7 separate regions of the Homo sapiens genome follow, and all the other regions are linked to region 4. Evidence: chromatin contacts called from ENCODE Hi-C or POLR2A ChIA-PET data. All regions are on one chromosome and are shown on one strand. Each heading gives the region's core, a stretch centred on a gene start or an enhancer-like site at or near the end of the contact. The rest is flanking DNA. Distances are from core to core; before and after follow the strand shown.

The links. A loop is a pair of places that touch in the nucleus more often than their neighbours do. ChIA-PET counts read pairs that join two places held with the same protein, here RNA polymerase II (POLR2A). Pooled maps may share reads with other maps.
Region 1: a map with no recorded cell type shows a loop between it and region 4 (16-fold over the local background). The contact joins the promoter of ACTR3B here to the promoter of ABCF2-H2BK1 in region 4. A Hi-C loop is called at or near these places in 2 of 37 single-sample maps with no recorded cell type and 7 of 50 pooled maps.
Region 2: a map of uterus shows a loop between it and region 4 (10-fold over the local background). The contact joins the promoter of ATP6V0E2-AS1 here to the promoter of ABCF2-H2BK1 in region 4. A Hi-C loop is called at or near these places in 2 of 168 maps with a recorded cell type or tissue (naive thymus-derived CD4-positive, alpha-beta T cell and uterus), 1 of 37 single-sample maps with no recorded cell type and 10 of 50 pooled maps.
Region 3: a loop to region 4 is called in a map with no recorded cell type, with 15 times the contacts of the local background. The contact joins the promoter of XRCC2 here to the promoter of ABCF2-H2BK1 in region 4. A Hi-C loop is called at or near these places in 2 of 37 single-sample maps with no recorded cell type and 10 of 50 pooled maps. POLR2A ChIA-PET finds 5 or more read pairs at or near these places in 1 of 52 experiments (H1).
Region 5: a loop to region 4 is called in a map of B cell, with 36 times the contacts of the local background. The contact joins the promoter of ZNF862 here to the promoter of ABCF2-H2BK1 in region 4. A Hi-C loop is called at or near these places in 6 of 168 maps with a recorded cell type or tissue (B cell, CD4-positive, alpha-beta memory T cell, CD8-positive, alpha-beta T cell and 1 more), 4 of 37 single-sample maps with no recorded cell type and 16 of 50 pooled maps. POLR2A ChIA-PET finds 5 or more read pairs at or near these places in 3 of 52 experiments (A673, Panc1 and activated CD4-positive, alpha-beta T cell).
Region 6: a map of CD4-positive, alpha-beta T cell shows a loop between it and region 4 (19-fold over the local background). The contact joins the promoter of ZNF467 here to the promoter of ABCF2-H2BK1 in region 4. A Hi-C loop is called at or near these places in 2 of 168 maps with a recorded cell type or tissue (CD4-positive, alpha-beta T cell and naive thymus-derived CD4-positive, alpha-beta T cell) and 8 of 50 pooled maps.
Region 7: a pooled map shows a loop between it and region 4 (12-fold over the local background). The contact joins the promoter of LINC01003 here to the promoter of ABCF2-H2BK1 in region 4. A Hi-C loop is called at or near these places in 1 of 37 single-sample maps with no recorded cell type and 7 of 50 pooled maps. POLR2A ChIA-PET finds 5 or more read pairs at or near these places in 1 of 52 experiments (activated CD4-positive, alpha-beta T cell).

Annotation. Positions count from the first base shown.
Region 1 is chr7:152,757,405-152,761,199 of GRCh38, reverse strand. It overlaps ACTR3B (actin related protein 3B), which reads right to left and starts at 1,448. Exons shown (of 12, transcript NM_020445.6): 1 at 1,274-1,448. The coding sequence starts at 1,317. It also overlaps the pseudogene RN7SL845P. RefSeq lists enhancers at 597-646, 1,647-1,806 and silencers at 822-1,116, 877-1,396.
Region 2 is chr7:149,871,934-149,875,928 of GRCh38, reverse strand. ATP6V0E2-AS1 (ATP6V0E2 antisense RNA 1) reads left to right here and starts at 2,067. Exons shown (of 4, transcript NR_027040.1): 1 at 2,067-2,705. It overlaps ATP6V0E2 (ATPase H+ transporting V0 subunit e2), which reads right to left and starts at 1,960. Exons shown (of 4, transcript NM_145230.4): 1 at 1,760-1,960; 2 at 284-331. The coding sequence starts at 1,863. RefSeq lists silencers at 1,524-1,703, 2,114-2,193, 2,224-2,433 and enhancers at 1,724-1,863, 1,193-2,161.
Region 3 is chr7:152,673,969-152,677,633 of GRCh38, reverse strand. XRCC2 (X-ray repair cross complementing 2) reads left to right here and starts at 1,493. Exons shown (of 3, transcript NM_005431.2): 1 at 1,493-1,593. The coding sequence starts at 1,555. RefSeq lists silencers at 1,247-1,716, 2,017-2,106 and an enhancer at 1,172-2,016.
Region 4 is chr7:151,224,470-151,228,609 of GRCh38, reverse strand. ABCF2-H2BK1 (ABCF2-H2BK1 readthrough) reads left to right here and starts at 1,405. Exons shown (of 17, transcript NR_160983.1): 1 at 1,405-1,447; 2 at 2,110-2,305; 3 at 3,622-3,834. It overlaps ABCF2 (ATP binding cassette subfamily F member 2), which reads left to right and starts at 1,405. Exons shown (of 15, transcript NM_007189.3): 1 at 1,405-1,447; 2 at 2,110-2,305; 3 at 3,622-3,834. The coding sequence starts at 2,152. RefSeq lists enhancers at 1,229-1,308, 1,419-1,468 and a silencer at 1,569-1,628.
Region 5 is chr7:149,836,599-149,840,519 of GRCh38, reverse strand. It overlaps ZNF862 (zinc finger protein 862), which reads right to left and starts at 2,145. Exons shown (of 8, transcript NM_001099220.3): 1 at 1,885-2,145. The coding sequence starts at 1,908. RefSeq lists a silencer at 1,610-2,069.
Region 6 is chr7:149,771,049-149,774,922 of GRCh38, reverse strand. ZNF467 (zinc finger protein 467) reads left to right here and starts at 1,335. Exons shown (of 5, transcript NM_207336.3): 1 at 1,335-1,815; 2 at 3,849-3,874. RefSeq lists silencers at 1,713-1,892, 2,829-2,978, 2,989-3,308, 3,319-3,408.
Region 7 is chr7:152,461,368-152,465,373 of GRCh38, reverse strand. LINC01003 (long intergenic non-protein coding RNA 1003) reads right to left here and starts at 1,250. Exons shown (of 1, transcript NR_027387.1): 1 at 1-1,250. RefSeq lists enhancers at 325-824, 825-1,326 and a silencer at 599-1,618.

The DNA.
Region 1 (3,795 bases), core at 199-2,698, 1.5 Mb before region 4:
AGAAAAGCAAGTTCTAAAATAAAGAGCTACAAAGCTTGATATGACGTGTATTTCAAAAAGAATTCACACAAGCAAAGAGGATTTTTCCAGTCCACAACCACTTCTGGTCGCTTCAGCAGCAAAAGGAAGGAACTAACAGTAGGAGATGGACTGTAGCAAACTAAAGAAGGCACCCCCACAAGGTTGTCAAGGAAACCAAACCAAGTGCATTTTTCTATAGAAAAGAATCAAGGGTAAGGTGAACATGCCATGTTACATTTTGTGGCAAAAATGATTAAAATCCCTTCTTGAAAAAAATCGCTAAGAGACCAAATTTACTTCCAGGCTATTTTACTAAGCACTACACCCATAACGCAGGCAGGCAAGCTTGTATTCCCAAACTACCAGCTACATGGATTCAGCAATCACCTTACTACAACCAGCTAACTTGGGTCACCGATACTTCAGGGCATTTCCTAAGATCTCTTTTTAATAGCTTAACGGCAACGAAAGAAGTGGTCACACTCAAAAAGTTAAAAACAAAAACCTCTACCACAATTCCACAAACATGCTCTCCCAAATTTAGGGTATTTTTCAAAATGGAGTCTTTTTAAACACATCATTTTTCAGCGAAAAGGCAAATCTATGCAAACCAAAGGGACAGCTTGGCCTGAGTGTGCCATTTCATACTGGAAAAGCGCAGGGAGGGCAGTAAAAATGGTATCAAGTTGGGAGATCGATGCTATTCTCTCCACAAGTAGGTGGTAAAGAATCCTCAGCCAGGAGGAATGACACGCACACGCGGGGACAGAACGAGGGCCAGTGCTGAGAACGCTGGAAGGCAGGGACACCGTTCACTAGGAGATGAGTGACGTTAAAGGATCTGCAGTGATGATCTGTGCCTCACGCTGGCGAATATTCCTAGGAGGGGAGATCCCGCGCTCCCGGTGTCCCTCAGGGTGTCCACCCCGGCGACGGCCGGAGCCGGGCTGCGGGTCCAGGGGCCCGGCCACGTGGGCGGGGGAGGCGAGGAGCGCCGGGCTCGCTCAGAGTGGGCACCGCGTCCCTACCCTCCGTGCTTTTCCTCTTGTGGCCCTTCCCGGCAGGGAAGAGGGGGTTTTACGACGTCAAGGCAAGGCTTGGAGGGAAGCGGCGGCCGGCGCCCCACCTGCCCAGGTGATCGCGGGGCTCAAGCCCGGGGCGACGGACGCAGCTCGACCTCCAGGCGAGGTGGACGCCAGGGGCCGGGAGCGGGGCCGCGGAGGAGCGGGGGTGGGCGCCGAGCTGCTCTTACCCGGTGCCACAGTCCACCACGCAGGGAGGCAGGGAGCCTGCCATGCTCGGGACGCGCGGCGCTCGGCCCCGCCGGCAGCCCGAGAGCGCCCCGTCGCCGTCCGCTCCGCCGCCCGCTAGCCCCGCGCGCAGCGTCTCCCGCGAGCCGCCGCAGCGCCGCTGCCGGGAGCCCGGATGCTCGGCGGCCGACACGTGACGTCACTCCCCGGTCGGCCAATCAGAACGCGCGCACGCCCCGCCTCCCCCAACACCCCCACCCCCACTCCGGCGCGCCATCTTTAGTGCTGGCAGCGAGGCTTCTTGGCCCCATACGTCCAACCTTGCTGCTGGAGAGATTGGGGTTTATTTTTAACTGACTTACATGAACGTGACCCCATTTCCGAGGCCTGGCGCCTTTCTCCTCCTGTAAGTCTTCGCTCGAATGTCACCTTGCGAGGGAAGTTGTTCCTGATCACCCTGACTATGTCCCCTACCGGTACTGTATCCTCTGTCTCAACAATCTGTTGGTTTCATTCCTAACCCTTAAAGCAAAGTGTTTATATTTTTATATTTATGTATTTGTTGTCTGCCTCCCCTACTGGACTATCAAATCTTCTAGGATAGGGCTTGAGTCTGTCTTAATCACTATTGATGAGCAGCAGGTGCTTAGCACAGTATTTGGTGTACCTGTGGAAGTGCCCAAATGTTTGTTGAATGACTGAGTAACCTTCCCCATATAATAAAAAAAAAAAAAAAAATTAGTTGGAATTGGCCGGGCGCGGTGGCTCACGCCTGTAATCCCAGCACTTTGGGAGGCTGAGGGTGGATCACAAGGTCAGGAGTTCCAGACCAGCCTGGCCAACATGGTGAAACCCCTTCTCTACTGAAAATACAAAAATTAGCCGGGCGTGGTGGCGGGTGCCTGTAATCCCAGCTGCTCCGGAGGCTGAGGCAGGAGAATCGCTTGAACCTGGGAGGCGGAGGTTGCAGTGAGCCAAGATCGCGCCATTGCACTCCAGCCTGGACAACAGGGCGAGAGTCTGTCTCAAAAAAACAACAAAAAAAATTAGTTGGAATTATTATACCTAACACGGCCTAAATTTTTCTAAGAAGAAAAATCTGCAAAACAAATGCTTGGCCAGCCTTAAGGAATGAATGGCCTTAGACTGAGTAAACCACACCAAGATCACTCCTGGAAAATGTTTTCAAGTGTCGAAGATGGGATGATCGCCCAAAAGTTCTTACTGAAACCAAAGAAGGCAAACACCACCTACTATATTATAAAGGTACTGAGAGTCCCACTTGCCACTTGCTTCCTGCTTCTTGCCCGATCGTAAATTCTTGATACTAATTTTTTAGGAGCTTTCTGGAAACATGTATTTTTTTGTTTTGTTTTGTTTTTTGAGATGAGTCTCACTCTGTCGCCCAGGCTGGAGTGCAGTGGCGCAATCTCGGCTCACTGCAACTCCGCCTCCCAGGTTCAAGCAATTCTCCTGCCTCAGCCTCCCAAGTAGCTGGGATTACAGGCACCCACTACCATGCCCGGTTAATTTTTTGTATTTTTAGTAGAGACAGGGTTTCATCATGCTGGCCAGACTGGTCTTGAGCTCCTGACCTCGTGATCTGCCTGCCTCAGCCTCCCAAAGTACTGGGATTACAGGCATGAGCCACCACGCCCAGCCAAGACATGTTGTTTTTACAGGTACTTAAAACATTGTGTTTTTTACCTAGAAGTAATAGATACGTTGACCACTCCTAGGTAACCCATCATCATTTCTTTTTTTTAACTCATAAGTACCCATTAAGGCCCAGACCTAGAGAATGTTCAGGAGAACTGAAGAGAGAAGCAAATGGGAGGAAAATAAAAAGGAGTAAGTGTGGAGGAATCCCAGTTTAGAAGCCCAAGGCTGGGGTTAAAGATTGGCTGGCTTGCTTTGTGTTTTGCCAAAGCCCTGCCTTGGTCCCTTTTCTTTTTCTTTTCTTATTGCTTGTTTCTTAGAGACAGGGTCTCACTATGTTGCCCAGGCTGGAGGGCAGCGACTATTCACAGGCATGGTCCCACTACTGATCTGCATGAGAGTTCTGATCGGCTCCATCTCTGACCTGGGCCAGTTCACCCTTCCTTAGGCAACCTGGTGGTTCCCCGCTCCTGGGAGGGTGCCATATTGATGCCAAACTTAGTGCAGATCCATCATTCTGGGTGGCACAGAACTCCTGGGCTCAAGGGACCCTTCCACCTCAGCCTCCCGAGTATCTGGGACTACAGGCAAGTACAACTGCTCCCAGCCCAGCTCCCATTTTTTTCACGGCCCTAGCCTAAACATAGATTAATTCTAAATTACAGACTGTTGACACTGCCATGTCTTTTATTTTATTCACTTAACAAACATATATCAAGCGCCTACTGTGAGTCAGGCTTTGTGTTAGACTGAGCATGCAGCAGTAAACAGGATGTTCAGAGTATCTGCCCACAAGAGTCCAGTGGGAGATAGCAACAGTAAACAGGCAATTACAATACAGTGTAGTCAATGCTAAGACAGGGCA
Region 2 (3,995 bases), core at 818-3,317, 1.4 Mb after region 4:
AGCACTGAGGTGGCCTGCCTCCTTCCTTGCCCAGGTGAGAAAACTACAGCCCATGGGGGCCAGAACTCTGGGGGCAGAGCCAGATCCAGAGCCCAGGGTTCATGACTTCTGGCCCACTGCTCTCTTTCCCATTCCACACCACCTCCACTCCTGTTGTTTTATAGGTTCAGCCTTTCAAGAGGCATTTACTACCAGGACAGAAGGAAGAGCAGGCTAGGGTGAGGAGGAAAGGAGGGAGGACAAAGGAACTGGCTGACTTTGAGCTGGGGAGAGTAGTACTTACAAGAGGTAACAGCAGACGGCGGTGGCGACCAGCATGGTGATGATCACTCTGCAGCAGAAGAGGACACGGGTCAGAACAAATGCAGCCAGCACCTCACAAGGCCTGGCCAGGACCAGAGCAAGAAGAGCTCCTGGTGTGAGCTCTTTTCCATTGGCCTTCCTGATGCCTCCTGGACACAGGAGGCTGAGTTCTACTCAGGGTAAGAATAGCAAGGCAGAAAATAAAAACTGAAAGTGTCACCTCACAGAGAGGCCAACCTTGACCACATCCAAGTTGCCTTAAGAATCCTTCCCTTCATTTCCCTTCTCTACCACCCAATATTGCTCCATCTTAATGCAGACGTGTTGTGGAAAGGCACTGCACAGAGCTGCATTTGTGGCAACCCAACAGGGAGTGGTCTGTAGAATTCAAAATTCATGGAGCAAGGGGAAGGAAAACAATAGGCTAGAAGACAGGGCAAGAAGCAGGCAGACTGTGAGCCAGTTCTGAGGCCCAGTGAGTTGTTACAAAGAGAACAGGGACTAGCCACTTTGCGTGTACTCAGAGAAGACCAGAGACAGATGCTTCAAGTGCAGCAAAAGAAATTTCAGTCAAACTGAAGCAAGAACTCACCAAGAATAGCAGGAGACGCAAGACACGAAAATGGTTTACAAAGTGAAGCTGTGGGATCCCAAACCCTGCCTGTCTTTAAGAACAAAGGCAGCACTCACATGTCCAAACGGCCTTTGGGCAAAGCTAACTCTAATCCAAACGAGGCCCTTGATCTTTGATCTAAAGCACTGCAAGCTGGTGCTGGACACAGGAGCACGCGATCCCTTTTTCAACATTACTAAGCAGGTTGTGCCAGTCCTGGCTGGGCACTGAGTAGACAATGGTGAACTGGACAAACTCCAGCCCCTGGGAACATGCAGTCAAGGGAAGGGTGCTTTGTAACTGAAGATAATATGAAGCAGAAACTGGTGAATGGCGCAGCAATCTGCTAGAGGACCTTCGAAAAATAACGCCAGCTAAACTTATCCCATACCTACAAAGTGTCACGCACTGGTAGGTGTTTTAAATGCGTTACCGCAGGTCATCCTCACAGCAGCCTTTTAAGGCAGGAGTCGACATTATCTCCATTTTACCCATGAAGAAACTGAGACTTGATATTGGCTCTAGGTCACACAGCTAGCAAGGAGTGGAGAAACTGCGTCAGTGCCCACTTGTGCCCTTTACTGGCTGCAGGAGGGGTGACAGACATCTCCAATGTCACTCTCCTCTTTACCTTCTGGATATGCCCTCTCGCCCCACCTCCTGCCTGTTCCCGGCTGTCAGAGACCCAGGTGCAGAGAGACCTCAGAGGTGGCGTCCGGGGTCCTGGCGTCCCTCCTGCGGACGCTCGCTGCAGAGCAGGAAGCCGCCGCCCCGGGGCGGAGGGGCGAGCCGGGCCAGGGGGCCGGGGTGGAGAGGTCTGCAGGGCCTGCGCGCTTTCCTTACCCGCGGTTGGGTCCCTTCGGCACGAACCAGGGCCCGGCGATGCCGACGAGGCCCCAGAACGTGGTGAAGATGATGACCGGGAGGGCGAATGAGTGCGCCGTCATGGCCGGGCGCAGGATGCCCAGGCAGGATGCAGGGCCGAGCAGCGGGCGCTGCAGGTGCGCGGGTCCCCAGCCGGGCAGCGCGCTGAGCATGCGCAACAGGAGTCGAGCACCCGAAGCGATCAGCCGGGCCGGGCCGCGCACGCGCATCTCCTGATCCAGCCCGCCGCGCTGTCACTCAGGACCTGCCTAGGAGCCCACTCGCTGATTGGCTGAGCAGGGCCGCGGACAGAGAGAAATGCCGAGGAATAGGGGCGCGGCCGCCCGGTTTCGGCGATGGGTTATAGGGTCCGCGTCAGCCCCGCGCCCGCACAGCCAACGTCACGCCGCATTCTTATTTCCAAAGACCCCTGGAGCTTGGGGTCCCACCCCAGCGGTCTTTCGGGGCGTCCCCTGCCCTTCACGCGCCGCGCCGGCTCGGCCCGAAGCGCCCTGCGGACCCGCAGCCTGGGCCGCCCCGAACCTGACGGCCCCGCGGGGGTCGGACGCGGGAGGAACGGCCTCGCTTTCAGAGACGCAGCGGGAGGGCGGTCCCCGCTGTCCCTCTGGCCGGGTCCTCAGCACGCGTTCTCCTCACTCCCAGGACTAGCGAGCGGCGGGCGCGGACCGGGGCCTGGGGTCGGAGGCGGCGCAGCCAGAAAGGCCCCAGCGGCGCTGAGACGTTTGGGGGAAGGCGGGGGCTTCGCGTTTCGATGGCGGGAAGCGGAATGAGGTTGGACCGGCCGGGCCGGCGTTCAGGGACCCGGCGGGAGGCGGAGGGCTGGCGTCCTCGCGGACATCCATCTGCAGCGAACCAGGCAGAGGCTTTGGGATTAGATCCTTGACTCCTTGCGTCAGTAGTTAAGGTTTGTTTAAATATAAAATGGGATGGCCCTTCTTACAAGGTTGCTGGAGGATTAAATGAATAGGCATGTGGAAAGCACCTAGTATAATAAGGCTCGGTAGTTTCTTCCATCAGGGCTGGAAGAGACCACGGAGCCTGCTTTCCTCCTTCGGCGTTTGGATCTCACATATCCCTTCTTCTCTGGCGATCAAAAATCCCTATCTTCTGTAGAGATCCCTTTTACAGATCAGTGGCCTCCAGGCGGTATCTCTAGCAACAAGTGCTACCCCAAGCGGCCGGCCACACATATTCCCTGGCTTCATGACATAGGGAGGCGCAGTCCCCACGTGATGCAGAAGGGAAATGTGCCTGTCCTTGCACTGACCCCGTCAGCCATGTGTGCTCCTGGCTGTTTTCTGAAATCAAGAACCAGTTACATCCGCCCTTCTCCGTTCTCTAGTTGAAACCTCCCTATCCATCCTTCCAACATTCATGTAAGTTGGAGGTGGGCGTGGGATGACACCAAACTGTTAGGTATAAAATACCATCCTAGCCTTCGAGGGGTTTCTAAAGTAGTTGAGGAGTGATATATTCTGGTAAAATCATAATGCTGGACAGCGCAGTTCTAAGAGCCCTGTGATCAAAGTAGCCAAATGCCCATTATGAGAATTCAGAGGGTGGAGAAATCCAGGAAGACTCCCTGGAGGAGGTGAGATTTTAGCTGGATTGTAAACAATGGTTATTTTTCTCATCCAGAGTGTGTACATTGTTGAGAACACTGGCCTAGGATAAGGGTGCACTTGGCATCCAGGAGATAGAGTTAAGAGTATGTCCATACAGGCCTTCAAAAAATCACCACGAGGGCTGAGCGCAGTGGCTCACACCTGTAATCCCAGCACTATGGGAGGCAGAGGCGGGCGGATCACGAGGTCAGGAGATCGAGACCATCCTGGCTAACACGGTGAAACCCCGTCTCTACTAAAAATATAAAAAAATTAGCTGGGCATGGTGGCGGGCACCTGTAGTCCTAGCTACTTTGGAGGCTGAAAGGAGAATGGCGTGAACCCGGGAGGCAGAGCTTGCACTTGCAGTGAGCCGAGATTGTGCCCCTGCACTCCAGCCTGGGGGACAGAGTGAGACTCCGTCTCAAAAAAAAAAAAAAAAAAAAAATCACCACGAAAGTTCTATAGCTCAAAAAAGACGGACTTTTTGAATTTTGTTCTGGAAAAAAAAAAATCCTCTGTAGAAAATGACAGCTGTAAAGTGAAATGTATTTCCTTCTTTGCCTCTGCTCCTTTGTCTTGGCTTTGGC
Region 3 (3,665 bases), core at 244-2,743, 1.4 Mb before region 4:
GGCGCGGTGGCTCACGCCTGTAATCCCAGCACTTTGGGAGGCCGAGGCAGGCAGATCACAAGGTCAGGAGTTCGAGATCAGCCTGGCCAATATGGTGAAACCCCATCTCTACTAAAAATACAAAAATTAGCCTGGCGTGGTGGCACGTGCCTGTAGTCCCAGATACTTGGGAGGCTGAGGCAGAAGAATCACTTGAACCCGGGAGGCAGAGGTTGCAGTGAGCCGAGATGGTACCACTGCACTCCAGCCTGGGCGAGAGTGCAATGAGACTCCGTCTCCAAAAAAAAAAAAAAAAAGAAAAAAAGAAAAGTAAGTGGGGCACACGATTCAGGCCTAAGCTAACCAGACCAACCTCATTCCTGATGGTTGTTAATGTTTCAGATACGGGCCCGCAGCCCTACGTAGAGAAGAGGCCAAGGTAGAAAACATGAATCTGAGGTAAAAAGAAATGAGGTACTTGTTTGCCTCATCAAGCCTCTCAATTAAACTAACCTTGAAGCCTGTCTTACCTTTGGACTTCTAGTGATGTCACCCGGTAAAGCCCATTTGTTTCAGGACGTAAGAGTTGGGTTTTCTGTGACTTGGAACCAAAACCATTCCAATTTACAAAATGAGCAACTTTAATATTACCCATGAGAAATACTTCATTGGTATATGCTCTTTCCTAGCGTTTTTGAAAACTAAACTAGGTGGGTGAAAAGTATATCTTTGCATGAAACTTTTTCATTCCAGAAAACATTTTGTCATCTTGATAATAATGGCCAATGCTACTATATCCAAATTTTTGTCTTTTTTTTTTTTTGAGACAGAGTCTCGCTCTGCCGCTCAGGTGTGATGGCGCGATCTCGGCTCACTGCAACCTCTGCCTCCCTGGTTCAAGCGATTCTCCTGCCTCAGCCTCCCTGAGTAGCTGGGATTACAGGCATGCGCCACCACACCTGGCTAATTTTTGTATTTTTACTGTAGACGGGGTTTCACCATTTTGGCCAGGCTGGTCTCGAACTCCCGACTTCCAGTGATCCTCCTGCCTACCTCAAAAAGCAACTTGATAAATCCACAGGCTCGGTATATTTTAAAAATTCTTTTAAATACAGTATACTTTTCTCTTTTTTTCCAGAATTAACCATGAATCGCACACACAGCCAGAGGCTTTTAACCCGAGAACGGACAAAGGGGCCTGCTTGTGCAATACAATTATTTTTAATGGTTAAACAAATTAATACATAAGACCAGCTTTACCTAATATAATAATAACGAACCAAAGTTTACAACAGACAAGAAAAGCACCAGCTGTCCCCGCCACCCCGGAGCGATCTCCAAGGGGACGCGGGAGAGCGCCGCGGGGGACGCGGAAGTCTGACGTCACAGGAACTGGGGGCGGGGCGGGGAGGCCCGCACACCCTATTGCGCATGCTCCCGCCTCCCCGGCCGCGGCCTGGCGCAGTGCGCACGCGCGCGGGTGGGCGGGTTTGACTGGCCGTAGAGTCTGCGCAGTTGGTGAATGGCGTTGGTGGCGGGAAAGTTGAGTCTCTCCTGCGCCGAGCCTTCGGGGCGATGTGTAGTGCCTTCCATAGGGCTGAGTCTGGGACCGAGGTGAGAGCCGCCGGGTTGGGAGTGAGGGAGATGGGAACAAGGCCGCCGGTGGGCGAGGGGAGCCGAGGGAACCCGGGGGATTGGGAGGCTTGGGGCGGCGCGGCCTGGCCGGGCTGGGACCGGCCTCTCGGCCTAGACGCCCGCGATGCTGGCACCCTCTGCCACCTCTCACCTGGGCCCCAGGGGTCCGCCCCTGGGCAGCCTGGAGTCCTCCGAGGTGGGAGGACCGGGCGGAGGTGGAGGAAGTCTTTCTTTGGAAGACTTGCTGCCTGCCCAGATCGATATAACATACGAGGTCTCTCCTCCCAAGAGTTATGGTCTAAAAACCCCTCACAAATTAACTACCGTTGGAAATGTCAAGCTATGCAAGAAAAGCTAGAAAAGGGGAGGGGTCGCCCGTTGGAGCATTTGGAGCTTTTCTGGAACAGGTGGTGTTTGCGGAGGTTGCCTCACCTCCCTGTAGCCCACGTGTCTCTGCTTAGGGCAGCTGGCCCTCGCCACCCCCTAGTATTCGTTTCCAGCCCAGGTAGCTCCAGAGCCACACAAGCCGGTGGATGCCCCTCAAGAATTGAACCAAGTGTCCAGCACTTACTGTGTGTCAACTACGTGTTAAGGGATAGGAGTAAGCAACAAAAGACATAACTTCTGCCATTAAAGAACTAGTAAGGGAGGCTGCTGTAAGAATTACAGTATTGCACAAAAGTTTGTTGTCCATTAGAGGGGCGGGCATCATGGAAGATGCAGGAGGAGATGACTGAAGTTTCAAGGACCATTTGAAATGGTTTGGCAAGGAGAGGATGACATTCAGAGCGGAGACAGTCGGGAGTACATGGATTCTGAATTAAGCAAGAGCATGGCTAATTTAGATAACTGCAAGTATTTCTGTAAAATTGGAACAAAGGGAGTGAGGGACAATAGGTTGGGAAGTAAGCGCTGAGCAGTGGGCAGGGTATGAAGGATCTTTTATGCAGATGAGAGAGGAAGCAATCTCAAAAGAGTCAGCAAACATTTTTGTGGAGGGCCATGTGGTAAATATTTAGGCTTTGCAGGCCATGCCGTTTCTGTCACAGCCACTCAACTCTGCTGTTCTAATGGGAAGGCAGTCATAGATAAATAAAGGCACATGGCAGCGTTCCAATAAAGCTTTGTTTTTTGGATTTAGCCTGCTGGCCATAGTTTGATAATCCCTGTTCCTAAAGAGTAGAACCACTGCTTAGTATAAGAACGGCTACAGTTATAAACCATAGATATATATATATTTAAAAATATATTTATATATAATATATATTTAAAAATATATTTATATATAATATATATTTAAAAATATATTATATAAATATATATTTAAAAATATATTTATAATATAGATTATATAGAAAGTATATAATACATATAAACATATTTTTTATATATAAATATATATTTTTTTGAGATGAACTCTCGCTCTGTTGCCCAGGCTGGAGTGCAATGGTGCCATCTCAGCTCACTGCAACTTCCGCCTCCCGGGTTCAAGCGATTGTCCTGCCTCAGCCTCCCAAGTAGCTGGGATTACAGGCACACGCCACCACACCCAGCTAACTTTTGTATTTTTAGTAGAGACAGGGTTTCGCCGTGTTGGCGAGGCTAGTTTCGAACTCCTGACCTCAGGTGATCCGCCTCAGCCTCCCAGAGTGCTGGGATTACAGGTGTGAGCCACTGCGCCCGGCCAAAACCTTATATTTAAATGATTATTTGAAACCCAGGTTAAGGTCCGATGATTTTTGCAATCAGAACAAGCCTTGTATCCAAAAAATGAGAGTCTAGCACAGTTAAGTCATGGAACAAAGAATTTAACATCATATCCTTTGCCTGCCTTGTCTGTGTGGCAATCCTAAGCCTAGCTCATACTACTCTGGAGTGGAGTGGGGTGGAATGGTGAATAGGAAGCTAGGCAATTGGCGCTGCTCTATTTTCCTTTTTATTAACAAAACCAGTTAAGCCAGTCTCTTTCCCTTTAAGTGTCTTGGGAACTATGTGGCCACTGCCAAATTTGTTTGAACTCTAGCTTCTTTGCACATTCATCTACTTTGAAT
Region 4 (4,140 bases), core at 156-2,655:
GCAGCCTTGAACTCCTGGGCTGAAATGATCCTCCCACTACGGCCTTCCAAAGTGCTTGGATTACAGGTGTGAGCCACCACACCCGGCTTGTTTACTTTTCACATGTTCCTTCTTTATTATGAGCTCCCTGAGGTCAGGGAGTGACTTTGCACCATTGCAACTCCAGCACATATATCTGAGCCTGACAGATAGTAGGCACTTCGTTGGTGGAGGATATTCTAGGAAAATGTATGTTCAAAGGCATGCAGGTGTAAAATAGCACGCTTAATCTCCGAACTATTTAAGTAGGTAAGTTCTACTGAAGTATGAGTTTGAGAAGAAAAACTAATTCTCATTGTTTGAGTCACGGACTGTGGGCGAAAAGGTGCCACATTTGGAGAATATGCTCAAAGGGAGCAATAGCTTCCTTTGCTGCCCCAAACGTCACTGATGGTGAGGCTTCTGCTGCACAGGAGCCTGGAGAAGTAACAAAGATCACAAAGGGCCTGCCTTGTACTTGAGGCTAAACATTTGGAGTTTACAATGTAGGTAATGTGAAGTCCTTGAGAGATTGTATTTATTTTTAAACCATCCAGCCCAAAATGTCATGTGAGAGATTTTAAACAGTGAGACTCAAAGGGAAAGTAACGGGCCCGGTAGCATGGCTAACTAATAATAAAACAAATCTCAGCCAAGGGGCCTTTTTATCTCGGGGCCCTTTCCACCAAACTTGCATGGCTTCAGTGGAAACCTAACAATGCGGCAGCGGGGAGGCTAAGCGGCCGAGGTTCCAAAACAACGTCTGGCACCTTCTAAAAGTTTAACAATGAACCAGCCTCTAAAATTAAGGTTTAATGAAACCAAGGCGCTTTCTTTCGTGAAGGAATTCCGTTGGCAACATCTTTGCAGCGATGCCCCGCTTTCTGGAACCCCTCCCTGCCCAGCGCCCCCTTCATTTTAGTCCTCCCCTCACGCTCCCACCTCTCCTCTCCCATTGTTTCGATCTACTCCCGCTGAGGCAAGCTGGGAAGTGTAGTTGCACGCCCTGCTGCCTGAGTCGGTTAGGTAGCTCTAAAAACTCGTAACTCCACAACAGCTCAATGGATTTTCGAGAGGTGGGGTAAAGCCTGAAGGCTCAGCCGGTTTATCCAACGAGCAATCTGGGATTTGCAGTTTCCAGCGCCCGAAGTGCGCCCGCTAGCAGAGAGCTCTTGGACTCTAATCCCGCCCCCTCCCCGAGCCTCGCGCATCCTGATGGCGTCACGCGGCCCCGCGAGGTCTGTGGGATACATAGTAGTCCTCAAGGCGGGTCTCACTCTTGGCCGCTGCAACTTGAGGACTACACTTCCAAGGAGGCAGCGCGGCGCGCCGAGAACCACCCGAGGCCGTGATTGGCTGGTGAGCCGGCCGCACGCGGAGGATCCTAAGGAGCAGCTCTGTTGCGACATAGGCCGAGCAGCGAGGCCCAGTGAGTTAGGGGAAGGGGAGCTGTAGGGAGAGGGTCCCCGCCGGTGAGGGGGAAAGAGAATTAGAAGAGGAAGCAGGGACGGGGTTTGGATGGAGGGCTCTGCGAGGGGGAAGATAGGGCTAAGGGAGAGAAGCTGACGGGCGGGGTGGGGGAGGACCCGGGGGTGACGAGCGTGGAGACTCGGAGGGGACTCACGCGGGCGAGGACGAGTGCGTCCCGGCAAGAGGCTGGGCTCGACGGCCGGGTGATGTGGAGAGGGACGATCGAGAAGAGGCCCGAGACGGACGGGAGGAGGAAGCCCGGAAAGTGAGGCGGCTAGCTGAGTGCGGAGCGCCAAGTTGTAGGGAAACCGGAGACGGAGACCTCCGCTGAGGGGCAGAACCTGGTCCCCAGCCGGAGGCCCTGAAAGAAGGAGCGTTTCCAAAGTGAGGCAGTCCGTGGGGGACTGGTGCCTGTGGGAAGAGATGTTAAGATTAGAAGAGCCGCTGAGAATCGGCATTGGTTTGGGATACCCTGACCAAGTTGGAACAGACGAGGCGGGGGCAGGCCAGGGCATCAGAGGCTTGATGTTGATACGAAGATTCCTGAGAGGGATGGAGCAGGGCCCAGGCATTCTTACTAGTAAGTTTAGGGTTTGGGGGTATCTGTTTGCCTTCCTTCAGGCTCCCTGAAACAACAGTAACCTACCCCTGTGGGTCATCATCATGCCCTCCGACCTGGCCAAGAAGAAGGCAGCCAAAAAGAAGGAGGCTGCCAAAGCTCGACAGCGGCCCAGAAAAGGACATGAAGAAAATGGAGATGTTGTCACAGAACCACAGGTGGCAGAGAAGAATGAGGCCAATGGCAGAGAGACCACAGGTGAATTGAGGGAGGGGTGAGTTGGGGATGGTTGCTAAGACTTAATGCATGCCCCAGCCAGAGTTGGAATCTTGATGCTGGGGGTAGTGGAGAATGTATCTGGTGTCATGCAACTTTTCATGATGAATCAAATCAGTAGAGTTGGAATTCGTGCCACCCTGTCATTGCGCAAGGAAGCCGAAGACGAGGTTCTCACATACTCAGTGGCAAGCGGATGTGAGAGTTGCTGAGCTGCCTTGCTGCTCTATTAGATTGTGAGGAGGGGATCAGTTCCCTGCCCCTTTCTCAGTTTCCATTTCTATGCATGGTGACCAATGTGCCAGGTTCTTTGCTACATTATACAATAAGCTTGTCCTCTCACTGGTGTAGTGGCTCTACCTACAAGAGAGTAACTTATGAGTTGATTTATGGGGTTTTTCCTGGGAGAGAGCTCCCTTTCTGTTATTTATATTTTGGGAAATATTTATTATTTCTCAAGTGCTAGACATGGTGCTATACACTGAGGCACTACCGTCTTCCCTCCAAAAACTTACCGTCTAGACTGGGAAACATGGCCATATGCGGTAAAGACTATTCCAGGCCCTTGGCAGTCCAATCCCAGCCCTCTTCCCTGCCCCCTGAAAACTCCCTAAACAGCCTTCTGCTCCATCCAGACTATTTATTATCTCTTGGATAGTCACCACATCTCTGTCCTTTCACACACTGAATTATAATACCATCATGTTTTTGCTAGCTACATTTGACATTTCTGTCAAGGCCCAGCTCAAGATAATGAAGCGTCTCTCAGTCAAACCTGACCACAGTATTTCCATTCTCTATACCCTTTTGCTGTCTTTTAGTGTTACTTACCTTTTTATGTTGTATCTCCTGTTTCTTTGTCTAAATTGTTTCATCTTTGAGTGCAAGGACCCTGTCTTGGGTTTTTTTTATGACTTGCTTCTCAGGTAGACACTAAGTAAATGTTTGAAGAGGAAAGGAGAATTAGTCTGCAAGTTGTAACAGATAGGCGTTCAGAAAAGGGGGACTTAGAAAGCAATTAGAAAGAGCAATAAAGTCAGGCTGTGGGGAAGTTTTATTCCTGGCCACAGTAGTGGAGGACAGAAGTTAAGAGTGATGGGAGTAAGTAAACAGATATGGGAGGACAAAACAAAGGAAAGCAGGGTGTCGGGGCAGCTCTGTGTCATTGTGCACTCTGTAAAGTTTGGGAAACATCTGAGTGCTCAGCAGGATTGGAGCCTGGTCCTTCAGGACGTTGACCTTTGTGGAGAGCCGAGTCTGTCTCACGCCATCTTCCCAAACTGCTTTTCTATCCGCAGAAGTAGATTTGCTGACCAAGGAGCTAGAGGACTTTGAGATGAAGAAAGCTGCTGCTCGAGCTGTCACTGGCGTCCTGGCCTCTCACCCCAACAGTACTGATGTTCACATCATCAACCTCTCACTTACCTTTCATGGTCAAGAGCTGCTCAGTGACACCAAACTGGAATTAAACTCAGGCCGTCGTTATGGCCTCATTGGTTTAAATGGAATTGGTGAGGCCTTGGAAGGGGAGGTGGGAGGTATCTCTCCTTAGCTCATCTGTCACTCACAAGCATTTATTTAGCATCAACTGTGTTCAGAGCAAAGCATTTAGAATAGGGATGGGAGACCAGATTATGTCCAGGGGAAAGGAACTAGCAACGCAGAGCAGTATGTGTTATGTACAGGTTGAGTATCCCTTATCTGAAATGCTTGGAACCAGAAGTGTTTCGGATCTTGGAATATTTGCATTATACTTACCGGCTGAGCATCCCTAATCCAAAAACCTGAAATTCTCCAGTGAGCATTTCCTTTAAGCA
Region 5 (3,921 bases), core at 896-3,395, 1.4 Mb after region 4:
ATGACTGAACACTTCTGTAGACTTTATAAACACTGCACACTAAGGCTACGCCGAATTTATCAAAAATTTTTCTTTCTTCAATAATAAATTAACCCTAGCTTATTGTAACTGTTTTACTTTATAAACTTAATTTTTTAAACTTTTGACTCTTTTGTAATAACACTTAGCTTAACACACATTGTACACCTGTACAATATTTTTCTTTAAATATTTTTGTATTTTTATTTTCCAGCAAACCATTCCATCAACAAAAAGTATTTTTCTTTATATTCTAATTCTATGAGGTTTTGTATTTTTAAATTTTTTTTTTTTTTTTTTTTTTTTTTTTTTTTACTTTTTAAGCTTTCTTAAAACCTAAGACACAAACACACACATTAGCCTAAGCCTACACAGGGTCAGGATCATGAAGATGTCACCAGGTGATAGGAATTTCTCAGCCCCACTGTAGTCTCAGGGGATTGTACGTGAGAGCGGTGTTGATGGAAACCTTGTTATACAGCGCATGACCGTATTTCTCTTCTCCCGTTAAAGGCTAAGAAAGCCTCTGACTGAACAGAATAGCTTGGAAATCAACTTCAAATCACTGATACCAATATCAATCCCAATATTTTATAATCCTTCTTCCCCCTACATTTTGCTTCTCTTTATTCAAATTCAGGTTCAATCTAAACCAATCTGGGGATATTTCCAAAGGGTAAGGGCCATAAGCTCCATCTTTGCTTGGGTTTTGTTGAGCTTTATTGGCTTGGACCACGTACTCTGTAGGTGCCGTGTCTGCTACATGCATCACTGTAGCTTGTGGAGGGAGGGAGGATGGAAGAGATGCTCATGCGAGAAATCACCTCTTTTGAAATTCAGAGTCCTTCCTAGTCTTCCCAGGAAAAACTACAGCATCAAAAGAACCTCATTATCCTTTTCTCTCTTTTCGTGTGGGACAACCCTTTCAGGCGTGTCCAAGTTATTGAAGTGAAAACTGCAGGAGAGCTCCTTGAGAAAGGTGATCATTTCCTATTTATCCTCATACTTCCAGCATCTCGTTCAATGCAAATCACAGATCACAAATGTTTATTAAATGGACAGTTTTTTAAGGGACTCAATAAACAGTCGAAAACGTTTGTTGAGAGAATTCTCCTCTGTGCCAAATAAGAAACAATACTCAAGAACTGGCAGCAAACAACATCCAGAAAGATGTTAGTCCCAAGAGGCTGCCACTGTCTCCAAGCTAATGTGCCCACAACCACACTGGTCTTGGATGACACGGCCTGGAAGCGCTGGCAATCCCGTCAAATCCCTGAACTCCGCCCCCAAGCACTTTCTTTCCACCTTTTCTTCCAACTCAAAGCCTCTTGCCCAAAGCCAATTTATGACACAGGTTTCTAAGCAATGCCCAGATATTCCATGAAGTACATAACCTAGAAACAGAAGTGGCAAAAAGCATGCCAGATGCCCTCTCTTTTCAGCCCTTTCTTGGTAAGGAGGATCTAGGCAGGGTCAAGCCCTCAAGCGTCCCACCCTGCAGCTCCCACTGGCGTCCGATCCAGACTCCAAGCCTTAGCAGGGCCTCTTCAAAACGCCGAAGGTGGTGGGGAAAACAGGAAGCACCTTCGCATCGCTCCACTCGGGGGTCACCCAACCCAGCATCGACCCAGCGGACGCTCGGCAGCTCGGGGAGGATGCGCGGACACCGAACGGAAGCGTCCGCTCCTCTCCGCCACCCTCCCGGGGTCGGGCGCCGAAGTGCGGGAAGAGAGGGCGGGCCGGCGAGTCCTTCCCTGCAAGCCTGGCTCATCTGCGGGGCCTCCGCCCGAGCCGCCCCGCCTCGCCCGAGCCCGGCTCGGGGATCCTCGGGAGGGAGCGGGCGGCCCCCGGGCCTTCCAGTCCTACCTTCCCCGACTCTCTGGGCTCCATGGCCCCGCTTTCGGAGGCCCGTGCCGCCCCCTCCCCCCGCGGCCTGGCCTGAGGATGCAGCCGCCGCGACCGCCCCGGGGACCCAGGCTCCCGGAGGGGGAGGGCACCCAGGTAGGGAGGGAGCGCGGCCCAAGAACTTCGCTCTCTCACGTCGGGGGGCGGTAGCGCCGGTGGACCCAGGATAAGCGCGCTGAGCTGAGACTTGCGTCGCACCGAGCGAACAGCTTTACGGTCACTGCCCAGCCCCAGGCGGCGGGGCGTGACGGGAAGTGTAGTCCGCTCTAGGTGAGCGGCTCTCGAAGCTGCTATTGGCTCCCGGAACGCAGGTCCTGATTGGACGCCGGCGGCGCGCTTGCGACCCTCCCCGCCTCCCTCCGGCGACAGTTACTAGGCAACGGCGGCGTGGCGTCCTTTAGTCCTCTGCAGCAAGGGCAAAGCGCTCTGATTGGGCTACGCGAAGGCCAATGTCAGCCTTGAAGTTCTAGGTTTTCTTTTATTAAGGAGGGCAATACTTTTTGTTCTATTCACTCAAAAAGTATCATTGGTTGCCTACCATGGGTCAGGCCGTGTTCTAGGGTTTGGGAGAACACAGTTGAATGAGACAAAGGCCTTGCCTTCAAGGAACTCACGATCTATTAGGGAATCAGACCAGAAACAGATAATTACAAAACAGAGACAAGGGCTATGAAAGAGGTAAGCACAAAACATGAATTAAAGCCCGCGTTGTCACCTTAGAGTGAAGCGGTGGGGGATATGAGGTGCTTAGTCAAGGATTTCCTGCGGAAGTGATGCCTCAGCAGAATTAAAGCAAGAGGTAGGGTCTGCCAGGTAAAGGAGGTGCAATGGACTGACCGGTGTTCCCCTCCCAGGAGATGGGGCGTTTGGGAGGTTTAGATGAAGTCGTGAGGGTCAGGCCCTTATGGTGGGATTAGTGTCCTTATAAGAAGTTTTGTCCAAGTGCGGTGGCTCACACCTCTAATCCCAACTCTTTGGGAGGCTGAGACAGGAGGATCACTTGAGCCCAGTAGTTTGAGACCAGCCTGTGCAACACAGTGAGAGATCCCATCTCTATAAAAATAAAATAATTTTGTGAGGTGGAAGGATCACTTGAGCCTGGGTGGTCGAGGCTGCAGTAAGCCGGGATGGCGCTTCTGCACTCCAGCCTGGGTGACAGAGCAAGACCATGTCTCAAAAAAAAAAAAGACTTTTAGGGGGCCAGGGCAGGGATGTGCCTTCATGAAGGTGTTAGTGACCACATGCGTGCTGGGGGAACTAGCTAGGCCCTTTGCCCTTCTGCCCCTCTGCCTTCTGCCATGTGAGGACAGAGCAAAAAGGTGCCCTCCTGGAAGCAGAGACCAGGCTCTCACCAGACACAGACACTGCTGGTGCTTTGATCTTGGATTTCCCAGCCTCCAGAATCATAAGAAATAAGTATCCATAATTTATAAATTACCTAGTTCCAGGGATTTTGTTACAGAAGCACATAGAGATTAAGACAATGGTCAACTAATTTTTTTGTATTTTTAGTAGAGACAGGGTTTCACCATGTTACACAGGCTTCAAGTAAGCGTTTTCCATTATCCAGCTCTGCTCTTCTGGCCAAGGTTGAATAGACCTAAATTCCGTTCGAGGAGTGTAGGGGAGTCTGCATTACTGAAAAAAAGAATGAGACACAAGAAATGTGGAGGAGAAGGCAGAGAGTGAGGACTCTGTGGATTCCAAGTGGCCTGCCACTCACCACCTCGACTATATCACTACCTTGAAGAGCTATATTTCTGCCCATGAGTTATCCATGTCTTTATAACAGATTCTCTTTTAGGGGTTAAAAAACTGGAGGACAGCTAGGGTAAATCATTCTTTTGACACATTTTTCCATAAAAGGTTTTCCATCTTTCCAAGAAAAATGGAGCAGTATCTAGGGGGAAATGGGGAATCAAAGCAGTAGGACTAAGATATGAGTCACAAGATCTTGTTTCTGTGTTGATGGGAAGGAAACTGATGATTCAAAGGGGG
Region 6 (3,874 bases), core at 86-2,585, 1.5 Mb after region 4:
AGTCATTCCACCTAGGGGAGGAAGGGGGCTGCTGTTAACCAGAGCTGGGCCGGGCTCTCCTTCTCCTGGGTTCACCATTGGTCCCAGGGCCAAAAAAGGGCCCAGAGTGAGTCTCTCAGGGGGTCACGGATGACTGGGATCAACTCCTGCTCTGGAGTCCTCAGAAAGAGCCACACGCACACCCAGACACCCCCCTTTCCTGTTTTACACACATGCACACTCTCACTGTAAGTCTCACAACACCGGCACAGGTGCTCGGCCACACCCCAGCACGCACAGTGACACATGCTACTCCAGGTGCTCCCTTCATCCTGGAGGCAGAGGAGCCTTCACAGCTGAGCCCGAGTGATGGGCGCTCTTCCAGGCACTCATCCTTGTGGTGGGCTGTGGTAGCAGGAGCTCAAGGGCCATTCACACCCTCCCCTTCCCAGCCTCACTCAGCTCTGGATTCAAACCGGGGCTGATCAGGCAGCACTGGGATTGGGAAGAGACCCGAGTTGCAGTCACCCTTTCCCGTAAAGGGGCAGAAGGGAGGAAGCTGGAACCCAGGGGTTTGGAGAAAGTTCATGGAGAGGAGACCGGGAACTAACAGTCCAGACTTCAGCATCTCCGGAGCTTTCAGGAGTGGGCGCAGCGGGAACAAGGCCAAGGAGAAACCTCGTAACCTGGGCAGGGAGGGCGAGTGGAGTCCCCTGAGGAGCTGGGGCTGAGGGCTGAGGGCTGAGGGCTGCCCTCCACATCTAACTCCAGGTGGTGTCCGGGCCAGCAGGCCCCCCAGCAATCGTCTCCCGCCCATAGAGCCCTCCCCTCTCTGCAGCCCCCTCCCAGACCCTCCCCCGGACCCCGCCCTCAGAATCTCCGCCCAGCCCCGTCCCAGCCTTGCCCCCTGGAGCTCCCGACCTGGCCCGGCCTTCTCCCAGGGGACCTGGCTTAAAGTCCTCTCCCCAGTTTCTACTTCGAAGGACCCGTTCTCGCAAGCACAGGGGCCCAGCCCTCTCTCCCGCCTGCCCCCACGGCTCCCGCGGCTGGTTTCGAATCGGGTCCTCGGGACTCCAGGCGAGGGGCTGCGGGTCTGGGTGGATCGGGGTGGAATCCGGGTGGAGAATGGGGGCGGGGCCGGAGTTTCCCAGACCGACCCCCCGGGCCGTCCTCCCGCGGGAGCGCGGCGCTGCACACCCGGCTGGCACCGGCGACTTAGAGACGGCAGCGCACGACTCGCTGGCTCCCCCCCGACACGGCCCCTCCTCGTTCCCCCAACTCCTCCCCGCCACCCCCCCACCCGTTCGCGCTCCACCTTTCCCCGGCTCCTCCCTCCGCGGCCGCGAGCACCCTCCCTTGGCACCCTTCCCCGCAGCCCGAGTGCCTGTCCTCCCCAGCCTCCTCGCCCTCCTCCACCCCCTCTCCCATCACCCTCCCCTCCCCTCCCCTCCCCTCCCCCGTCCTGAGCTCCCACTTCCACACCTACTCCAGGCTCGGAGCCTTAGGACCATCACCTGCCCACCTAAGCCCACGGTGCTCCCTCCTGGGACCCCACTCCTGAAACCCCCTGCCCCTGCCTCCCCCAGCCCGGTGCGCCGGGGCTCTCCGCCCGCTCCCTCGGTCCCTCCTCCCTTGCAGGCGCCGTTTCCCGGCTTCGACTCCCCGCGCGTCTATCCCTCTCCTCCCCGCGAAGTTTCGGGGCTGTCAGTCTGTCAGTCTTTCAGGCCGTCAGCACCCGAGCTGCAGGCGGCGAGCGCCATTGTGAGCAGAGCCGGCGGGGCAGGAGGCCCGGGCGCCTGGGTCCCCGCGGCGCGGGCGGAGCGGCCGGCCAGCCAGGTAAGGGCCGGGGAGGCTCCTCTGCAGGCGGCCCCGCCCGCGTCTCCCTCAGCGCCGCGGTTGGGTCACGGCCGGCTCCGCGCAGGTGACAGCCCCGGGGGTAGGGGCGCGGACGGCGGGCGTGGGGGAGGGGCGCGGGTCCGGGGAGGTCGGGGGCTGGGGGGAAGGGAGGGCAAGGCCGGCGCGGGCAGGGTGAGGGCTGTGGGGGTAGAGGAGACCGGGGGGGCTGGAGGGAAGGGCGGGGGCTGGGAGGGGGTCGGGCGGGAGGCAGGTGGGAAGGGGGACGACGGGCCCCGAGGGGAGGAGAGAGGGAGTGTGGGAGGGGGCCGAGGGGGAAGGGGAGGAAGAAGCGGGCGCTGGGGACCGGGCCACTCGGTAGGGGCGGGAGAGGAGGGCGCTGACAGGTGAGCCCCGGAGCTGGGGAGGGGGCCGGGACCTGGAATGAAGTCGGCGATCGGAGCTGCTTGGGAGGGCGGCGGGGCAGGGAGGTGGAGCTGAGGGTCCCGTCGGGAGGAAAACTTGGGAGGGGTGAGAAGTCCGAGGGGAGCAGAAATAGGGAGGGGGCGCCGCGGCGGAGAAGAGAGGCGCGGAGGGGTGTTCGGAGGGGAGACGGAGTGGGGAGGGCAGGGCCCGCGGGAAGGTCCCGAGAGAGCGGGTCAGCCCTAGACCCCCAGGCTTGGGGGCCGGAGGACCCGGGAGCTGGGAAGCAGCCTGGGAGGGGGGAGGGGAAGAGCGGTTCTGGGGACTGGGGACGGGGAGGGAAGCGAAGCTGGAGCCTGCTGGGGAGACAGAGGGGGAAGGGAGGCGGGGGCCTCGGAGGGGAAGGAGAGCTGCAGAAGGGAGGGGGGAGGGGGAGGGCGGTGGGGAGACGTGGGGGAGGGCTGGAAAGGGGGAGGGGAAGGGAACCGAGGTGAGGCGAGGAAAGGAGAAGGAAGGGAAACCGGGGTGGGGGAGGAGAGGAGGGAGGGGAGAGGAGAACTGGGTTGGGGAAAAGAGCTGAGAGGAGGAGGGCGGGGGTTGGCGAGGAAGGAAAAGAGGAGGGGGAAAGGAAGGGAGAGGGTGTGCAGCCGGGGAGGGAGATGGAGCGGGGGAGAACCGGGAGGGTAGGGAAAGGCAGCCTGGAGTCTGAGAGGGGGAGGGGAGCGCTGCCGCCGAGGCGGCCCGGAGCGTAGGGTCAGGGGAGGCGGTGGCAGCGGAGGGCCGACCCGGACGGGGCCTCGAGGGGTTGGCCCTGCCGGGCTCGGGCGGGCGGAGCCTGAGGGGCGGGGCCGGGGGCGGAGCCGAGGCGCCGGCCCGATTCGCAGGGGAGAGAGGGCGGAAGGCAGAGGGAGCGGGAGGGGCGGGGCAGAGGGAAGGCTGCCGGGGAGATGGGGGAGGGGAGTCTGCTGGGGGAGGGGCGGGGGAGCCGCGGAAGGCGGAGCAGGGAAGGGGCAGCAGGGGCGGTGTCCGGGCCTTGGGCAGCCCGGCACGGGTGAGAGGTGGTTTTGTGGTAGGGGTTTAGGAAGAGGCGATCATTTTCTAGCTACAAGAGGATCCTCTCGAGGACCTCCCCAAGCAGTACCCCTAAAGTGACACTCACTCCCGCCCCTGGGCTGGCTCCTATTTCACCAGCTCGGGCAGTGACAGCTGGAGGACCTGGGAGATGAAGTTTCCCACTCCCCACCCTGGGCTCCCACCCTCAAGCCTCTCCCCAGAGAATCGAATCTTGCCTGCACTTTCCCAGGCAAGGACGCTGGGGCGTGGAGTTGCGGTGCTGATGGGCCGGGGTTGGCGGTGACAGACCTGCCAGGTGAGGGGGTGGCGCGGCTGGTTTCCAGAGCTGACAGAAATCGTTTCAAGGCCTTCTTGGGCCACCTTCAAAGATCTCTTGGCTTGGCTTTCTAAACCCAGTTTCCCAAATTTCCCCCAGCTGTACCTGGGGATGTCACCTTTGGAGCTCCTGGAAGAGCCCATAGGGAGAGGTTGGGCAGAGCCAGGGCCCAGGTGGAAGCTGGCGTGGGAAAAATCTGAACAAGGCTGTCTTTTCTCCATAGGTTCTGTGGCCTGATCCCCAGGAGGA
Region 7 (4,006 bases), core at 1-2,500, 1.2 Mb before region 4:
ATGTCTGAAAATGAAGTATTTTTATCTGTTCCGAAACGCCATAATATTGCAAAGAAGCATTTCAAATTATTGTTGTGTGAAATGTTCAAATTTAGCATTCAAATTTAGCGTTTTCCCACATTTTACCCTTCAATTTACACAATTTGGAAGAAGAGTAGATGAGTTGGTCATTGTTACTTAAAACAATGCGTCACCTTGTTAGGGAAAGAAATTAACATAATGGTCAAGGAGTGATAATTAAACAGAACATGACATTTGCTGTCCATTCAATGTTAAAGTTCTAAGCAAATTAGCATGGAGAAAAGGGATGGGTAGAAATAATAACAGAGCACTAGTTGATTAGTCCGCCTCCACATCCACGCTGCAGGCGTTGGACAGATCCGGCTTTACTGAGTCCACCATGCAGGGAAATGGACGCGCGGGCTAAGCGGAATCCCAGGGGCGCGATCGCACCGGCTGGCGTTCCAGCAAACCCTGCATCCCAGGCCCTGGATTCAGGCTGCCTTCTGAGTCTTTGACTTATTTTCCTTTGCCTGGAAACAGAACGCCGCGGTCCGTACCGGAGAGGGAGAAAGTGCAGGACGACCCGCCGGGAAGACCCGAGCGCGTGCGCCTTCCCCGCGGCTCCACGGGCACAAAACGGTGGCTCCGGAGCTCCTAGACCCAGGCAGCCCCAGCTGCGCGCGCGCCTCCCCCCGAGCGCGGCCGGGCTCCCGCGGGAAACAAGCGACCGCGGCACGCGTGGGCGCGGCGGGTGGGTGCCGGCGCCAGGTTCCTCCCGGCTCCCCACTGCGGATCCTCGCGGCTCCTCCCGGCTCCGCCCAGCGGCTCACCCCGCGGACGGGGATCCCTCCGCCCACCGCCGGCCCTTCCGCGCCAAGTAGTGCGACCCCGGCCCCCGCAGCTTCCGCCAACCCAGGCTCGCGAGGACGAGTCCACGGTCGCGGGCGAGAAGGAGCGACGCAGAGACGGCCGGGGGCGCGGGGCAGTCCCGAGGTTTTCCCCGCGAGGCCGCGGGGGGTCTCCCAGTGGCCAGGGAGAGAGCGCGCCCAGGTCCGCGGAACCACGGCTCCTGCCGCGGCGAGCGGGCCGGGAGTCTACGGTCGGGGCAGAGCCGCCCGGGAAGCCGCGCGAGGACGGCGGCCGGCGGCCGGCGGCGGAGGCAGGTGTCCCGAGGCCTGCCCCACCCCCACTACCGCGGGCAGGAAGAGGAAGGAGCCGCGGCCGTGCCTGGCGGGCGGGGGTGCCCGACCCGCGGAGCGCGTGACCTAGTTCGTCCCAAAGTGGATTTGACAGGTTGTCAGCTCCACTCCCCGCCCCCACCGCCTTCCGGGTCTCCCTCCTCTCGGGGGGAGGCCCACCGCCCGCGGTCCTCGGCTCGGCCTCCCATTGGCTCTCTCGCCGCCTGGCGCCCCGCCCTCTCGGTATCACCCTTCCATTGGCTTGGGACCCCGCCCCTGCCCCTAACTCACCCTCCCACTGGCTTCGTGCCGCCTGGCACCCCGCCTCAGCCCAGAGGACCCGGCCCGCCCTCCCATTGGCCTCGCACCGCCTAATTCCCCGCCCTCGCCCCGGCCCGCCCTCCCATTGGCGTCGTTTCGCCTAGTGCCCCGCCCTCGCCCCGGCCCGCCCTCCCATTGGCCTCGAGCCGCCTGGCGCCCCGCCCCTTCCGCGGGCCCCGCTCCCAGCGCAGCCCGGCTCTCTGCTTGTCTGCGGGTTCCTGCGGGCGTTCCTCAGTGTCTGCCTTCTTCCTTCCCTCTTGAGTGTTGCTCCTCTTCCTCTCCTTTTTTCCATGTCTCTCCTTTTTCTGATCTCCTCCCGTTTCGGCAGCCCGAGCGCTCTTGCCCGGTTGCACCCCGCAGCCTGAGCTGGGCTCCCGGTGCCGGCTGCCTGAGCTCCAGGACCTGCCCTGGGGCCCCCTACAACCTTCCCGCCGCTCCCGGAACCTGACCCCTCTGTGCTTCACTTCTCGGTTTTCTTCCCTGAAATAAGCAGCAGCGAATCCCTTCTCCAGGTTTTCTCATGTGTTCAGTCTGCAAGGCTTCTCCCTTTCTCCACCCTGCGCCTCGGTTTCTCCCCCGCTTCCCCGCCCTCCCTAAACTCAGCCAAGTGGAACAGATCTCCCAGCAAAACAAGGCAGAGGGCGAGGATAAAAATGATAAATGTCAATATCAACATTTTTATTGCTTTAGGTTTTTAAAACAGAAAATTAGCAGGAACGCCCAGATCGACCCAGACCTAGGATCAAGATGGAGTTTCTTAAAGTACCAAGTGAGACTGCAGTGACAAAGTCGATTATCCCAGCAATATAATCAGCTTTGCCTGGGGAATTTACTTTTACTTTGTTTTTATTTGTTTGTTTGCTTTGAGATGGAGTCTCGCTCTGTCGCCCAGGCTAGAGTGCAGTGGCGCGATCTCAGCTCACTGCAACCTCCGTCTCCTGGGTTCAAGCAATTCTCCTGCCTCAGCCTCCCAAATAGCTGGGAGTACAGGCGCCCACCACCATGCCCAGCTAATTTTTGCATTTTTAGTAGAGACGGGGTTTCTCCATGTTGGTCAGGCTGGTCTCGAATTCCTGACCTCAGGTGATCCGCCCGCTTCGACCTCCCAAAGTGCTGGGATTACAGGCGTGAGCCACTGCGCCCGGCCTACTTTTAGTTTATGCAGTATTCTGGCGATTTAAAGTTTGTATTTTTTTTTTAATTTTCTGAGCTCGTTTTGTAAATGGCTGCTCTTGAACGTAAGGATAAATTGACTGATGAGGCTGAGGTTTGGAGCCAATCCCCGCACAAGGCATTTGGCATCAAACACGAGAAACCCTTGGCTATTCAAATGAGGAAACTCAAGTAACTTTCCCAGGGTCACTAAAGTCGGAGACCTCAAACGTGGACCCAGGTCAGGCTCCAGAGGTCCACCAGGACGACCCATCATGGCTCATGAATGTATCCGTAAAAATGGCAGAACTGCTCTTTCCAGCTGCCTTCCTACCTATCATGGGGGTCCTAACCGAGCTCCCCATCATGACATTCAAGGCCTACCTTATAGGATCCCTGCCTTACAGGAGCAGTTTCAGTGCAGCAGGCACACTGACCACCTTTCTGCCAAGACCTTTTTGCCAGAGGGCCTTTGCACTTGAATTTCTTTAGACTTTTCGCCTGGCTTAGCTCGTCTGTCACCTTGGGGAGGCATTTTTCTTTCTTTCTTTGTTTCTTTCTCCTTTTTTTTTTTTTGAAACGGAGTCTTGCCCTGTCGCCCAGGCTGGAGTGCAATGGTGCGATTTCAGCTCACTGCAACCTCCGCCTTCCAGGTTTAAGCGATTCTCCTGCCTCAGCCTCCTGAGTAGCTGTGATTACAGGCACGTGCCACCAACCCTGGCTAATTTTTGTATTTTTAGTAGAGATGGGGTTTCACGATGTTGGCCAGGCTGGTCTCAAACTCCTTCACCTCAGCTTACAGGTGTGAACCACTGGGCCCAGCCTCTCCTCTCTTCCCTGCTCCCCTCCCCTCCCCTTCCCTCTTCTCTCTCTTTTCTTTATTTTTCTTTCTTTCTTCCTTTCTTCCTTCGTTTCTTCGTTTCTTCCTCCTTTCCTTTCCTTTTCCTTTTTTTGAGATGGAGTCTCACTCTGTCGCCCATGCTTGGCTCACTGCAACCTCTGCCTCCCAGGTTCAAGTGATTCTCCTGCCTCAGCCTCCCTAGTAGCTGGGATTACAGGTGCCTGCCACCACACCCAGCTAATTTTTGTATTTTTAGTAGAGACAGGGTTTCGCCATGTTGGTCAGGCTGGTCTCGAACTCCTGACCTCAAGTGATCTGCCCACCTCAGCCTCCCAAAGTGTTGGGATTACAGGCATGAGCCACTGCACCTGGCCTCTTTTTCTTTTTTCTTTCTTTCTCTTTCTTTCTCTTTCTTTCTTTTTTTTTTTTTTTTTTTTTTTTTTTTTTGAGACAGGGTCTCTCTCTGTTGCCAAGGCTCCAAGGCTGGAGTGCAGTGGTGCAATCTCGGCTC